2 separate regions of the Homo sapiens genome follow, and region 2 is linked to region 1. Evidence: chromatin loops called from intact Hi-C (ENCODE). Cell type or tissue: ascending aorta. All regions are shown on one strand.

What was found. Peaks named below come from ENCODE experiments on the same cell type or tissue, not always from the same donor. Only the 100,000 strongest peaks of a DNase experiment are listed, where the experiment ranks them.
Region 2: it touches region 1 in a loop (4-fold over the local background); 3 of 110 quality-filtered maps call a loop at or near these places.

Annotation. Positions count from the first base shown.
Region 1 is chr9:15,154,411-15,162,410 of GRCh38, reverse strand. All of the region lies in intron 2 of LOC124902123 (a long non-coding RNA gene), which reads right to left. Among named protein-coding and RNA genes, the nearest start is that of TTC39B, 150 kb to the left of the region's middle. In ascending aorta, no CTCF peak of the experiment used is centred here; DNase peaks (open chromatin) are centred at 2,940, 4,830, 6,410 and 7,714; H3K4me3 peaks cover 947 bases; H3K27ac peaks cover 6,698 bases.
Region 2 is chr9:15,240,330-15,248,329 of GRCh38, reverse strand. All of the region lies in intron 2 of TTC39B (tetratricopeptide repeat domain 39B), which reads left to right. Among named protein-coding and RNA genes, the nearest start is that of TTC39B, 63 kb to the left of the region's middle. In ascending aorta, no CTCF peak of the experiment used is centred here; a DNase peak (open chromatin) is centred at 3,932; H3K4me3 peaks cover 900 bases; H3K27ac peaks cover 7,670 bases.

The DNA.
Region 1 (8,000 bases):
TTGATGGGAGGAATATGTCCACAACAGCAAAGGCTTATTTTCCTCTCATGCTCCATCTCTATTTCAGGCCAGGGAGGGATCAGCTCCATATTATCCTCACACAGGGCCCTGGATTGCCAGAGACTCCACTATCTAGAATGAGAAGAGGAAGGAGGCATGGTGTATATAAAATGGTCTTGTTGTAGGACTTTCTCCTTAGTTCTGTTAAAAGCCGGGTTCTTGTTACACTACCTTGAAAGATTAGGCTCACAGACACTTTGAAGGGTGAGAACGGCAGGGTTTATTAGGTGAAAAGGAAAAAAAAAAAAAAAAAAAAAGAGGAAACAGGGATGCTTGGCAAAGCAAGAGTCCTGCTAGCAGGCTTCCCGCCTCACAGATTGAATCCCATGTACCACCTCGGAACAGGAGAGGCCAGGCTCTTCCCCACTGCAAATAGCGTGAACTTCCCGAGGCTCCACCCCAGTGTATGCTCCACCCCATTGTATACTCTTCCCAGTGCCCAGGCTGGTTGGAGGTTCTCCAGTGACCCCTTTTAACTGGCTGTCTTAGTCTTACAGCTTCCACCTGGAAGTGACATATATTTCATGTCCAAAGCAAATGACACAGCTTTACCTAACTTCAACTGAGCAGGAAAGTACAATGCTAATGTGTCTGGAAGAAGCACCAGAAGTAGATGGTGAGTAGCACAAATGACTATCTTTCTGGTTGCCAGATATCTGATTCACTCTTTTTCCTACACACAAAATACGCTCACTTCTCCACCAAGGGATGTAACAACAAAAATCCCTTCTGGGGCCAGGCGAAGTGGCTCATGCCTGTAATCCCAGTGCTTTGGGAGGTTGAGGTGGGCAGATTGCCTGAGGTCAGCAGTTCGAGACCAGCCTGGCCAACAAGGTGAAACCCTGTCTCTACTAAAAATACAAAAATTAGCTGGGCATGGTTTCAGGTGCCCGTAATCCTAGCTACTGGGGAAGCTGAGGCAGGAGAATTGCTTGAACCCAGGAGGTGGAGGTTGCAGTGAGCTGAGATCGTGCCATTGCACTCCAGCCTGGGCAACACAGTGAGACTCCATCTTGGGGAAAAAAAATCCCTTCTGGTTGTAACATCTCTGTGGCATGCCCTCTTGTCTTATTTTGAATCCAAATGTGGCTCCAATTGATCTGGACACCGTGGGCTTAACAGTTATTTGCCCTCAACACACAATGTATGTACTGGTTTCTGTGGTTTGAATGTGCCCAGTAAAACTCATTGAAATTTAATTGCCATAGTGATGGTATTAAGAGGTAGGACTGTGAAGAGGGCCCATCCTCATGAATGGATTAATGTTATCTTGGGAGAGGGTTTGATATTGCAGGAGTGGGTTTTTGTGAAAGCAAGTCTGGCCCTCTCTTGCTCTCTTTCCTTCTTGCTTTCTTGCACTCTCTTGCCCTTTTGCCTTCCACTTTGGGATGACACAGCATGAAGGCTCTTACCAGATGCGAGCCCCTTGACCTTGGACTTCCCAGCCTCCAGGACTAAGGAAGAAATTTGTTTATAAATTACAAGTCTGTGGCATACCATTATAGCAACACAGAATGAACTAAGACACTGATTGAACAGAAGTGGGATAACCACAGTGAACACTCCCATTTAGAAGATGAAAAGTGAAGCATGGGAAACCACAGTGAGCACTGGTCTGTAATGATTCTGAAATCTCATGTTTTGAGCTTCCATATCTTGAGAATAGAGAATGTTCTTTGATTGGGCCTTGAGCCCATTTCCTGGAGTAGTGCTCTTGTTCATTAGTCTCTGTGGCATCTGGGTTCACCTTCTGAGAGATTTTTTTTATTTTCTGTGATTTTTCTTTGCCATATCTGAAGAGACTGTCAAAGAAATTGCCCTCCCCAGGAGCAGAACAACTTTCTCAACCTTTCCTGCCTCACACTGGGGCCAAAGGATCATTTTAAGTTTCAAAAAGTCAGCCTTTTTCAGTGCAGGTGGTTCTTCAGTAGTACAATTTTCTAAAAAATTTATTCTATTTGATACAGCATCATATGCCAAATAACCACACCACAGTGTGTCTAAGACATTACTCATTCCTGTTGCCTTAATTAATGAAACTTAATATTAACTTGAGCCAATACCATCTCTGGACTGATTTCTGTATTAATTAGAATGGGCTAGCATATGCAACAGTAACAAACAGCCCCACATGTCTCAGCGGCTTAAAATAACAGTTTTTTTCTTGCTCACACTACATGTGCATTTTTGGTCAGTAGAGAACCTTGTTCTGCACTGTGGAGGCCATTGGACCCTCACCATCTAGGATTATACTCATTGCCATGGCAAAGAGAAGTTTGGCAAATTGCATACTGGCTTTAAAAAAAAAAGAATGCCTTTATTGAGGTATAATTTAAATACCATTAAATTTACTCCTTTTAAAAACAGGTCTACATTTAGTAAATGTGTACTTTTGTGCAGCCATCACCATAATCCAGTTTTAGAACGCACCTATCACCTCAAAAAGTTCCCTCTTGTCCCTTTGCTGTCAATCCCTAAACTCAACCTCTTAGGCCCAGGAAAACACTGACCTATTTACAGCTGTAATTTTGCCTTTAATACAAAATTTACTTTGTATTAAAATACAAGATAATGAGTGGTATCTCATTGTGGTTTTTGATATGTATTTTTCTTTTTTCTTTCTTTCTTTCTTTTTTTTTTTTTTGAGATGGAGTCTCGCTCTGTCACCCAGGCTGGAGTGCAGTGGTGTGATCTTGGCTCACTGCAACCTCTGCCTCCCGGGTTCAAGTGATTCTCCTGCCTCAGCCTCCCAAGTAGCTGGGATTACAGGCATGCGCCACCATGCCCAGCTAATTTTTGTATTTTTAGTAGAGATAGGGTTTCATCATGTTGGCCAGGCTGGCATCAAACTCCTGACCTCAGGTGATTCACCCATCTTGGCCTCCCAAAGTGCTGGGATTACAGGCATGAGCCATCACGCCAGCCTGATTTGTATTTTTCTAATGACTAATGATATTGAGCATTTTTCACGTACTTTTTGACCATTTATGTATTTGCTTTGGAGAGAAAAAGCTATTCAAAGCTTTCGCCCATTTTAAAATTTGGTTTTCTTACTACATCTTTATCAGATACGTGATTTGCAAATATTTTGTTCTGTGATTTGTCTTTTCATTTTTTTGATAGTGTCCTTTGACATAAAAGTTTTTAATTTTTGTGAGGTCCAATTTATCTGTTTTGTTTTTGTTTTTGTTTTTGTTTTTTTGGTTGCTTGTGATTTTAGTATCATATCTAAAAGTCCATTGCCTAATCCAAGGTCATACAGATTTATACCTATGTTTTCTTCTAAGAGTTGTATAGTTTAACTCTTAAATTTGGATCTTTGATCCAGTTTGAAGTAATTTGAGTATATGATGTGAGGTAGAGGTTCAACTTCATTCTTTTGCATGTGGATATCCTGTTGTCCCATCACCATTTATTGAAAATCACATTGACTTTTAAAGCTTCCATCCAGAATTTTCACATGGATCACTTCCATCCATATTTCATTGGTCTAAGCAAGTCATGTGGCTATGCCCAGATTCAAGGAGACAGGTAGGTACAATTCTACCCATCTATCCATGGTTCTGAGTTCACATATTAGAATTCTGTGACCCTCTTTCTCAGTACAGGTTACAAGTCCTCATAGGGGGAGTTTTTATTGGCCTAGCTTGGGAGAGGTGTGGTGACCCTCCCTTCAAACAATTGTAACTAAGAGAACAGGGTCATTTGGAACAAACATGGCTGCTGGAAGTTCACCCTATGGACTGGTGAGTGGGATAGTTAAGGGTAAGTGGTCATTATAACCCAGGTAAGTTACCCCCAAAATATCATCTATCATTTGGAATCTAACTCTGGTTTAGGTTACTTGAAAAGTGATCCACAACTATATGTTCCCTGATGACACTTTTGTTTGCAAATGTTGATTGAGTTCCTACTATTTCCTGTCAGACGGCTCCAGGCACTTGGAAAATACTGGTGAATAAACAGATTGTGTCCTTCTTGGAGCTTATATTCTAATGGGATGGGTCAGGCATTACACAATAAATGGGATAAGTAAATTATATAATGCAGGGGTTGGCAATTTAAGGCCCTCAGGCAGACTGCCTATTTTATAAGTAGTGTTCTAGAACACAGCCATGCCCATTCATTTGCATATTATCTACAGCTGCTTTCAAAATACACCAGCAGAGTTGGATAGTTGCAACAGATATCTAAGGCAAACAAACTTAAAATATTTACTATCTGACTTGTTAAAAAAACATTCACTGACCCCTAAATAATCTGTAGAAGGTGATAGGTGCATTTGGAAAGAGAAAAGGTATCCAAGTAAGGGGACCTGGGGATGCTGAGGTGGGGAAGGATGTCAGTTGTAGTTTTAAAAAAGATGGTTACAGCTGGCTTCATCAAGAAGGTCAAGTTAGAGCAAAGACTTGACAGAGGGGAGGGAGCTAAATTGATATCTGGGGGAAGAGCATTTCAGGAAGAAAACAAAAGCCCATACAAAGGCTTTAAGAAAGGGTGTGCCAAATGTGTTCTGAGGACATCAAGGAGACCATGTGGCTGGCCTGAGGCACTGAGGGGACAGTAGCAGGAGACGAGTCACATAGGTGGTTAAGTACTGACGAAAGTCAGATTTTACTCTTCTTGCAAGCTAACAAGGTTAGCCTGCACAGTTTTGTGGATTCTGGCAGAAGACATGAGAATCCTGGGTCAGAGAAAAAAATGCTTTATTACTCATGGCACAACAAGCGTCATGAACACTGGCACATTTGTGTCAATTCCCCTTGCCTGCCAAGTCCCACAAGGGTGATGTGGAGGGGCTCAGGTGGCTGCTGCACCCTCAATGGGTTTGTGTCACAGCAGAGGAGCCTCTCAGGGAACCTGAATCTTTTTTTTTTTTTTTTTTTTTGAGATGGGGTTTTGCTCTTTCTCCCAGGCTGGAATGCAGTGGTGCAATCTGGGCTCACTGCAACCTCTGCCTTCCGGTTTTGAGTGATTTGCCTGCCAAGGCCTCCCGAGTAGCCGGGGTTATAGGTGCCTGCCACCACACCTGGCTAATTTTTGTATTTTTAGTAGACACAGGGTTTCACCATGTTGGCCAGGCTGGTCTCGAACTCCTGACCTTGTGATCCGTCCGCCTCGGCTTCCCAAAGTGCTGGGATTACAGGCATGAGCCATCACGCCTGGCCAAACCTGAATCTTTTATAACAGACTGCAAGCAAACTTTCTTGCCCTTTCCTCGGAAGATAGACATTCTCTTTGCCTCACACTGAACAGTAAGCAAACCTGCCTTCTTCTCTGGGGGGAGACACTATATCTTACAAAGCTGCTCATTCCAAACAGTTTTGAAAAGCTAGTCTGGAACAAAGCCAGTCAGTACCTTTTCTTTGAGGTATGCAGAAAAGCAAGAGACCTATAATATTGTCTCTGAATGGCAGGTTTATAAGTAATCTTCAGAATGTAATGGGGCCATTTAAAAAACTTTGACTTTTACCCTGACTGAAATGAGCAACCATTGCAGTTTTCAGCAAAGGAGTGGCATGGGCTAACAAGTTTTGAAAAGACTGGATATTGAGGGTAGAGTGAGGTGGATGAGGTAGAAGCAGGAGACGAGGCCATCACAGTGACCCAGACCATAGTATGATGTCTGGGGTTTGGGCCTGAATGACCAGAAGGGTGGAGTTGCATCAGCTGAGATGGGCAAAGTGGCAGACTGAGCAGGTTTTGGAGGAATGCTCAGAAGGCATTATGGACATAATGAGTTTAAGATCCTTATTAAGGATCTTATAAGACATCTTGATGTTGAGAGGGCAATTAGATAAATGACACTGGAATTTGGAAAAGAGGCTTGGGTTGAGATAAAAAGTTGTGAGTCTTTGGTATGCAGATGGCATTGAAAGCCATGTGACTGAAGACTTATGAGAAAACCTCAGGAAATGCCTCCAATATTTCATCAGTAATTATGATTTTGGGTGAAATACATGTTCTGTTCACCCTCAAAGCTGAATTAAGCCTGCTAAGATTCAGATTGGATAAAATGTAATATAGATGAAAAATACTAAGCACAAACTTAAAAATGAGGTCTTCTGATAAAACAATTAGGGCCTTTGTCTGGCTTTTTGTAGACTTCCATATAGCTAAAAAAGGCAAAGTGTCATTTGAGCTTTAGAGGAAGGGGAGAGGAAGCCAAGCATAAAATCTCAAATTTTAATTAAGAAAATTTGACAATGTTAAACAAGAAGCAGCTGCGAGGGGGGAGATTTGTGTGCATTTTTAGCCCTGCTTTGAAAGCCTCAGATTGATTGTCTTTGGAGCAGAATGGAGCAAATTGTCACAAATCTTGTTTTCTGAGAAACCAGTTATGTCAACATTACAGCATGCCACAGCCAGCATGCCAAAAATAACACGAAAAGGAACGGCTGCAAATCTATTTAGGATTAAGCCAGTAATTATTGCGTTTGTGATCATTTCCAAGAATTGTTCCTACCCAAATATTAAATGGAAAATAAGAGCTCATTCCAGCCCTGAAAGTTTTCCATCTCATTTTTTTCTTCACTCACTAAAGATTTATGTTAATAAACTATTAATAGTTTTAAACAGAGAACTTCTATGTTGAAATTAAAAGCAAAGTCATTTTAATAATATGTTGGAGGCTTTATATTTTTCTTTATTAAAAGAGAAAAACATTTCTCTTTTTTCTTTTTATTTCTGTGTCTGAAGTTACTTATAACAATAAAACTTCTTAAAACCCAGACTGAAGGCATGTGTTCATTTAAAGTCTTGAGACACCACCTATTTCCTGATCTCCTCTACATTATTAAATAAGCAAATCTTAATTCATCCAAAATTCTAGTTGGCAAACTCTGGGTGACCATGGAGATTAGAGTGGTGATAAGGGAACCGGTGTAGTGATGGAGCTAACCTCTCTTTAATTTGGCTATTAAATGGCTTCTCCGAAAAGAGACGGAATCCCTTATTTCAGGAAAATGGATTTAAAAAAAAATGATTACAGCATAATTATTTTAAAAATACGCTTTAATATTTATCTGGCTGCTTCTTCCCCTGTTCCCATATTCCCCCTACAAGTTAGGTATATCAGCAGATCATGTAAATATTTATAGTACTTGTTAATCTATTAGGAAATGTATATTCTGACATTTTAGCGCCATGGGGGATTCTTTTTTTTTCTCTAATTTTTGTCTGAGATTTATGCATAGCTTTTATCCAGTAGGAAGAAGGACACATTCTTCCCCTACCCTTTCTCGCCCAGGTGAGCTTCCTAAGGCCAAATCACGCAAAGTTTGACCACAAAAGGTGACTTACTGACTAGCTGTCAGAAAGATGAATGCTTCCTTTAAAAATAGCAGCATGGTGTTCCTTGTCAACAAAACTGTGGCTCTTAGAAAGGATGCCATAGGCCTTATGGTTAGGACCGTCTGGGTAGGTTCAGTTCATTTGTAGAACAAAGATTTCTGTTGCAATGCTCTTTTAGCCATCCAGCTTCATTCGTTTTAAGGGCTAGACCTTGTTCTTCAGCCATTTGGCAATCTGTGTATGGAGTACTGGATACAGTGTGGTTTAGTGCAGTGGTTCCCAGCTTTTCACATCTTAAATTCTACAAATCTTTTTTCGGGGAATGGGGAGGACGAGGTGGAGAGGCACCTGTTATTGCTGTCTAAGCAGAAAGTGAGATGGCGTGAGGGTGCGGGGAGGGACGGTATTGCAGATTGGAGCACTACCATGTACCTTTAGGATGCCCTCCTCCTCATCTTCCTAGATGAGCTCTGTGTCCCTAGACTTAGTTTACACAAACACACAAAAAATAGTAAGTGTCCATGATTTTGATTATCAAAATAATCCTTGGCTGGATAATCATTCTTGGGCGATATTGTTGGGGCGAATGAGGGGACTGAGGGAGCACAAAATCTCAATAACTGATGCTAAAACCCTGTGTCCCCCAT
Region 2 (8,000 bases), 86 kb before region 1:
TGTTGGAAATGAGTTAACTGGTTCAGCAAGCATGTGGTCAGTGCTATAGTAAGTGCTGAGTTTAGGTCAGTAAGTGAGAAATGGTTCTGCTTTGGAGGAGCTCATAGTCTTAGTGGAAGAGGAAGGGAAATTGGCTATGTTAGAATGTTCTGTCATCAATTTCCCATTTTACTGGAGAAGAAACAACCTAGATTATTTTTAAAATGTCTTATGTGCCAGGCCCAGTATCTATGGTAAATCTGTTTTTGGCTTTTAAAAAAAATCTTCAACAGCAACCATGTTGATTGACCTTAATGCTCCCATTTTCCAAATGAGGAAAACGAGGTGCACAAAGACTAACTCAGTTGCCTAGGGTCACTCAGAATCCTGATTGTAACTCCATCATGCTAAAAGTTGGCAACTCTGTGCTCCTTGAAGCTGCTGGATTATGTCCCTTAGTCATAGGTTGGTTGGGGGAGCCCCCTCGTTTTTTTTTTTTCCTTTTTCTTCTTCTTTTTTCTCCTAAAGCCACAGTGCACTCCTAAATATCATGCTATTATGAAACAGGAAAATGCATAGTTTTTTTTTGCCTCATGCCCAGAGGTCTTCCTAACATTTTGTACTTGCTTTCCACCTGTTAACAGCACATATACATTTATGTCTTTGGTTCACTTTAGAAAGGACAGGATTGCACTTATGGGCAGATTATGCTTCAGTGGCAGGCCAGTTAAGGAACGTGGAAAACATGCACCCTAGAAGAGGAATGCTAATGGAAAAATCAAGGGTTTCTTGAATTTTAGGTCCAGAATGCTGTTCACCAACATCAGCAATTCCCTATAGGGCCGCCATGTTCAGAGTTGTACACAGGACTTGTCTCCTGTAATGAGTTGGAATTCTTGCAAATTTGAAAATTGAGGGTAGGGAGTAACTTTTCAGGAGAGATATTATAGCACATCTTGATTCTAAAGGCCATTTGTCCATTTCCTTTCTGAATGACTGTTAGAATGTTCTTCCTTAGAATGAAGTCTTCCTTATCGAAGATGAACTTTACCTCTCTACAGCCTCCTACCCACTGATCTTAAGATAAAACCACTCTAGTGTTTTTACAAAGTAGTCTTTCAAATATGTAAAATATTCTCCCTACCAGTCCCTGGTGGATCTTCGTATATCCAAGCTACACATCCTCAGTTATGTCACTTCTCTCTCCTGTGACATATTTCATGCTTCTCTCCATTCTGATCTCTTTGAATTTGACCTGTCATAGTTTCTAGATGGTTACAACCAAAACTGGACACTATTTCTAGTTTTGTCTGGTCAGCCAAGAGTGCAAATGGGTCATTTGTTTCTCATGATGCAGTAATGTTATTCTTCTGTTAATGTTTCCTATGCTGCATATCAATAGCTGTGTAACAAATCACCACAGAGCTTAGTAGACTTAAAACAATAACAATCATTTATTTGCTTATGAATCTGAAGTTTATGCAGGTCTCAGAGGAAATGACTCATCTCTGCCCACTTGGAATCACCTGGGGTGGCTCAGCTGGAGCTGGAGGAGCCATTGCTATGATGGCTCACTTACCTGGCTGGCCAGTTAGTATTGGTTGTCAGCTGGGAATTTAGCTAGAACTGTTGTCAGGGGCTTTGTTCTTCTCCATGTTGTTGCTTGAGCTTCCTCACAGCATAGCAATGTGGTTCTGAGCTTTAGTATTCCAAATGACAAGAAGTAGCAACTGCTAGTCTTTAAGATTTGGACCCCAAACTAACACAGTGTTGTATTGGTCAAGTAGTCACAGAGACCACCTTGATTCAAGAAGTGGGGCCATAGACCTCACTTCTTGACAGGAAGGGTGACAAAGAATTTGTGGCCGTTTATAATCTACCACACTTGCCAAATTTTTGGTCTCTGTCCTTCTCTCTATTTCCAGCTGAGTCATACACCTTAAACTCCTCAACTAAAACCCCAAGAGTTAGATTTGAATTTTTGTTAAGGTGAGTCTCCTCACCTTAATGAGATACCCCTCTGCAGACTAACATCAAGACATTAACCAAAATGTTATGTGACTCTGGTGATTTATTTATTTATTTATTTTTTGAGATGGAGTTTCCTGTCACTCTGGTTGCCCAGGCTGGAGTGCAATGGCGTGATCTCGGCTCACCACAACCTCTGCCTCCCAGGTTCAAGCAATTCTCCTGCCTCAGACTCCCTAGTAGCCGGGATTACAGGCATGTGCCACCACGCCCAGCTAATTTTGTATTTTTATTAGACACAGGGTTTCTCCATGTTGGTCAGGCTGGTCTCGAACTCCTGACCTCAGGTGATCTGCCCGCCTGGGCCTCCCAAAGTGCTAGGATTACAGGTGTGAGCCACCACGCCCGGCCTGGTGATTTATTTGGGTAAGAAATGACTTAACAGTGCCATTCTACCCAAGTTCTCTGACTTAGCCAGAGAAATTTAGGTGGTAATTGCAGAAGAGCAAACAGAACATGAGTTTGATGTGAATTTCATGCATGGTTTACTTTTCTTTTGATGTTTCGTCAGTCTACAGATGTGGAAAGTCTTTAGTGACCAAGTGGTATGGATGGATTTCTTCGGTGATCATTTTAGATTAATGGGTTATAGAATATTTTATTTTGAGTTATTATAGGTGGCTGTAATTTAGAAAGCAGGAAAGTATGAAACCAAGACTTGAATTTCTCTTGTGGTTTGGGGCTGTAGTCATTGTTTTCTTAGTTAGTAGTTGTGACAGAATTTGAGCCCTTCATTCCAGCAATCCAGGACCCAATATATAGCGTTTATTTGCCATCACCCCTCCTTAATATTAGCTTAGGTGTTTTTGTTTTTATTTTTTAAAGTAATAGCATCCCTGTATAGCAAAACCATTTCATATGCCTGCTTGATACCACAGGCTGAATAAATACAGCACATTAACTATGGAAACAGCCACATATTGAAGAACTAAAGAAAAACTCTAGAGTTTAATTACTCGAATATTTATATGCTCCTTCTTCAGTTTTGTTTGTTTTTCCTACTAATAGATATTTGTAGGGAGAGCCCTTATATCTACTGAAAGCTGCTTGTTTGTGAATGAAGGTTTCTGTGATGAAATATTCATGGGTACTTTTCATGATCTACATATGTGACATAAAATGCCAAGTAGGAAGACTGAATTTGATGCAAGGGGCTAATTGCATCAGGAAGAATGTCATTCATTCATCAAGCAGTCATTGAACATCTCTGGATTAAGAAACAGATAGTTCCTGTTCTTAAGAAGCTCATAAGCTACTCACTGTAATTGAAAAGTAGACCAATAATTATACTATGAGTTGTAAACTCCAACCAGAGAACCCAGAGAAGAAACATACTATCTAGCCTGAGAAAATGACTTTTTGGAAGCCTTTATTTTTTTTCTTCCTCCATGGATCATGAGGCAAATAAAAGGAAAACTTGTTGTCAGAATTGTCTTTAGAAAAACTTTGTTACTCTTTGTTTTAGGTGGTGATATTTTAAAAGAAAAGACAATGTCCCCCCCATTCAGTGTCCCACTGAAAACCTGTATTTGCTCTACATCTGAAAATATCTGCATTCCAACGTGGAGCGATGCAATGCAAATGGCAAATGCTGCCTCAGTGGCCTCTGCCCCATGACTGCAGGAAGCATTAAGCAGAACTGCTGAATAGCAGGAATATAATGGTCTGTCTAATGGGAAGTTCTTGGCTCCCATAACTCCTCTAATAACATCAGCACCACTATACTCCTCTATAACTCCTCTAATAACATCAGCACCACTTCATTCCCTTGCATTTATGTGATGTTTCAGTTTAAAAAGCGATTTTACAAAATGGAGCACGTTCTTTCCTCGTGGTATCTCTGGGAGGGACATAGGGCAGGTGTTGTTATTGCTGCTTTGCTTTTGCAGATAGGGACACTGAGACCCACTGAGGTGAGGAAGTGGCGCAAAGCCACACTGCCCGCCAGTGACTGGCGTACCTAGGACAGGAACACAGTGGTCTGCTATGTGTCCCAGCATGCCTTCTCCTAAATCACGCTCCAGTCATGTGGTAAGAGAGGATAATTCATAGATTAGGTAAGAAGTTTTCAGTCAGAAATAAGAGAACCCTCCAATAGGGAAAGGATTTTTGTTTGTTTTTAATTTAAAAAATCAGCAAAGAAAACTAGCAAAATGAAACAGGAGCTGTGCCTATCTCTTGCCAATCCAACATTCCATTGTTGTTTGTTTTAAATAATGTGAAGGAGTCTGATTTGCTTGCCTAAGGAAAGAATTTGAAAAGATACAGGCTCTGGTTCTAAGTTTCCAACTTGGTCAGTAATTTGCTATGACTATGGGCAAGGAAAACAGCAGCTGTTGGAGTAGTTTCTTTTGCTGAAAGAGATAGTAAGCACTACCTTCCATTTTCTTTCTAAAATTTTTTTTTAAATGAAAAGAAAATGTTTTTAGAGACTCCAGCCTGGGCGACAGCCTGTGCACTTCACAGTGCTGCCCACTGCAGCTTTGAACTCCTGGGCTTAGGCTGTCCTCTCAGCCTCCTGAGTAGCTAAGACTGCAGGTGTATGCCACTACATACGTCCAATTTTTTATTTTTTTGTAGAGATGGGCTATTGCTATGTTGCCCAGGCTAGTCTAGAAGTTCTGGGCTCAAGTGATCCTCCTGCCTCAGCCTCCCAAAACACTGGGATTACAGGTGTGAGGCACTGTACCCAGCCTGCTTTCCATTTTCTTAGTGAGTAGCGTCTTTGACATGAAGTTAAAGCCAGGTACTATGAGTGCTCACCTGATTTTTGGTTCTTACGAAAGTGCTTTTTTTCTGTAGACAGTTGTTAAATTGGTTTCCTTGCAGGGGCGATGACCAGTGGAGCCTTATATTCTGCCATCTTGCTCTGCCCCTTAATGAGTAGGGTCTGAATCATGCTTTGTATTGTATATGAAAATGTACTTGTATTCTTTTCAACTGTTCTCCTTTACTCTGGAACTTTCATCCCCATTGAGGACAGAAAAGCACATTAAGTGGTCAATTAAAAATTACATCATCTGTTCAAATTTCCAGCAGTCTGTTTTGGAGTGACTCAGGTTTTCTGGGAGATGTGGGAGGGGTAAATGCCCAGTTAAGTAAAAACTTAAACTCTGTATCAGGCTTATATCTTCCTTCTTAAAAGGTTTTCCCTCTCTCTCCTCCTTCTGACATGGCGTTGGGTGCAGGAAGAGGTGGTGTACAGATGGCCCCTGTCTGGGGACTGCTGCCTGGTAGAGGGCCCCATCCTGTTGTCTTTGCATTGGCCTCTCTCCTTGCTGCCTCTGCCACCAAAGGATTTCTGGACTGTTGGTGTGCCTGTGGCCCAAGGGCTTGGCATTCTCCACTGGCATTGGTTGGCCCACAGGTTCCTGAGATCCAGCGGCCACTCACATTTAATCGCTGTCTCTGCCCTTTGTTACAGAATCATCATGCCAATAAGCAGTCTTTTAAAAAAACATTTTTATTTTATGATAATTCCAAACTTACAGAAAAAGTGCAAGAATAACACAGAGAACTTCTGAATGCCCTTAATTCAGTTTTAACATTTTGCCATATTTGTTTTATTATTCTATGTATATACATTATTAGGTATTTTCTGAGTCATTTGAGAATAGGATTTTGCTCCAGAGAAGGTGGTCTAGAAGGATGAACCAAAATCTTTCTAGTGAATGGAGCTTTCATATTCCTTTCTTTTCTCTGCTTTCTTCCAATTCTTCTTTCTTTCTTTCTTTCTTTTTGAGATAGGGTCTTGCTCTGTCACCCAGGTTGGAGTGTAGTGACATGATCACAGCTCACTGCAGCCTCAACCGTCCTGTTTCAAGCGATCCTCCCGCTTCAGCCGCCTGAGTAGCTGGGACTACAGGTATGCACCACCAGGCCTGGCTGATTTTTCGTATTTTTTGTAGAGATGGGGTCTCCCTATGTTGCCCAGGCTGGTCTCAAACTCCTGGACTCAAGTGATCCGCCTGCCTTGGCCTTGCAAAATGCTGGGATTACAGGCATGAGCCACTGTGCCCAGCCTGCATTTCCCGTTGTTGATATTCTTAAAAGTGTATGTCTAGACCATCAGATAGGCCAGGTGTGACTGGTCTGACTAGAGGAGAATGATGTTATCCTTCATTTGCTCCTTTGTTTATTTATTTAATCAACCAGCACAGTGGTATTGAAGATCATTACCTGCAAGACACTGTACTAGGTGCTGCGATACAATCCTGCCTTTATGAAGTTTGTACTCTGATTAAGAGATAATTATATTTTTAAGTCAGAGTTAATTAGGCTGCTTGCGGTGGCTCATGCCTGTAATCCCAGCACTTTGGGAGGTCGAGGCAGGTGGATCAACTGAGGTCAGGAGTTTGAGACCAGCGTGACCAATATGATGAAACTCCGTTTCTACTAAAAATACAAAAATTAGCCAGGTGTGGTGGTGGCATGTGCCTGTAGTCCCAGCTATTCAGGAGGCTGAGACAGGAGAATTGCTTGAACCCAGGAGGCAGAGATTGCAGTGAGCTGAGATCCCACTACTGCACTCCAGCCTGGGTGACAGAACTAGACTCTGTCTCAAAAAAAAAAAAAAAAAAGAGTTAATTAAAAGAAACTTACGAAAGATTACTATTTTCCTCATTCTAGATGCTATAGTTTTCTTAATACAGCTTAAGTTGTATCAGGATTCATATTCTGTTGTGTTCACAAATTCATTTAAAATAATTCACAACTTTTTACAATGTTTTTAAGTCACATCTCTTTTATCCTGTTTTTATTCAGTTAGATTTTATAAATTATAAATTCAGGAATTTATAATTTATTCTCACTCAGGTATCATCTTTGAGAGCAGGCATGCTATTATTTTTTGTGCTTTAACATCTGATACCATGCCTGGAATATGGCATTCCTAAATGTTTATGGATAAAAATTAAATTTTAGTTTACTAAATATAAGTCATCCACTTAGAGCATTATCTTTTTAAATTATGGTTCATTCACTGCTATCTTTTCCAGTTTCATTGTTTTGCAGAGTTTTTTTTTTTTTAACCTTGCATTCTCTATTTTAATCCCAGTTTCTGATACAAATGTAAAACACATGATAAAGGGAAGTACCTCTTGAGAGAAGCTGTTCAAACAGTTATGAATCCATCTATTTGAATGAGCTTGTCATTCCCCATTTTCCATACAGAGCTAAGGGACACTTGGCAAATATCACATTCACATGGGCCTCATGTGCTACATTTTTCTCATCTGCCAAAGATGGGAAACACGGCTGGTATTAGAGAACTCGTGAGAGCGCCATCTCTTAGCTTCCTATGAGGGCTGATTCCTTCAATAAGGCATGAATCATTGTTCGTTTTTAGCAAAGGTAGATGCATGAAGGACCAGATTGAGATGGTAAATATGCATAAAGTAATAAGTTTGAAAGCAGTTCAGGAATATAATAGTAGACCTATTGAAGCATGTTATCAATGCAGGAAATAGAAAAGATAAAATTAGAAAAACCACATTCAAGAACTGACTTTTTTAAAGTAGTGAAAGGTTGGAAGACTTCTAAAAGGTCTAAAATAACATGAGAAACACATTGAGTAGTGATGTATTCTGACTTCTTCATGTGGAGAGGGCCAAAAATAATAAATTATACTGTTCTTGCATATTTCTTAGATAACTATTTTGAGTTATGTGTGATAAAAAGGGATGATCAGAGGGTGTTTCCTTAAATTAATATTTGAATATTCCCTTCATGAATATAGACTTAAATTACTCAAAATATATGCTTAACTTTTTTCATTATTGTTAAAATGGTACATTATCATTTTTGAAAAAATTGAAAAAAAAACATTGAAAAGTACAAAGAATCTAAAGATTACCCACGCCCTACAAATAATACTAAGGGTTACAGTTTTGATTGAGGAAGGCTTTGTAAGAAGTCTAAGCATAGATTATTTAGGGAGAAGTTTATCTAGTTTATCTATTCGCCAGTTTCTCGTTTAATAGAACAGTTATATC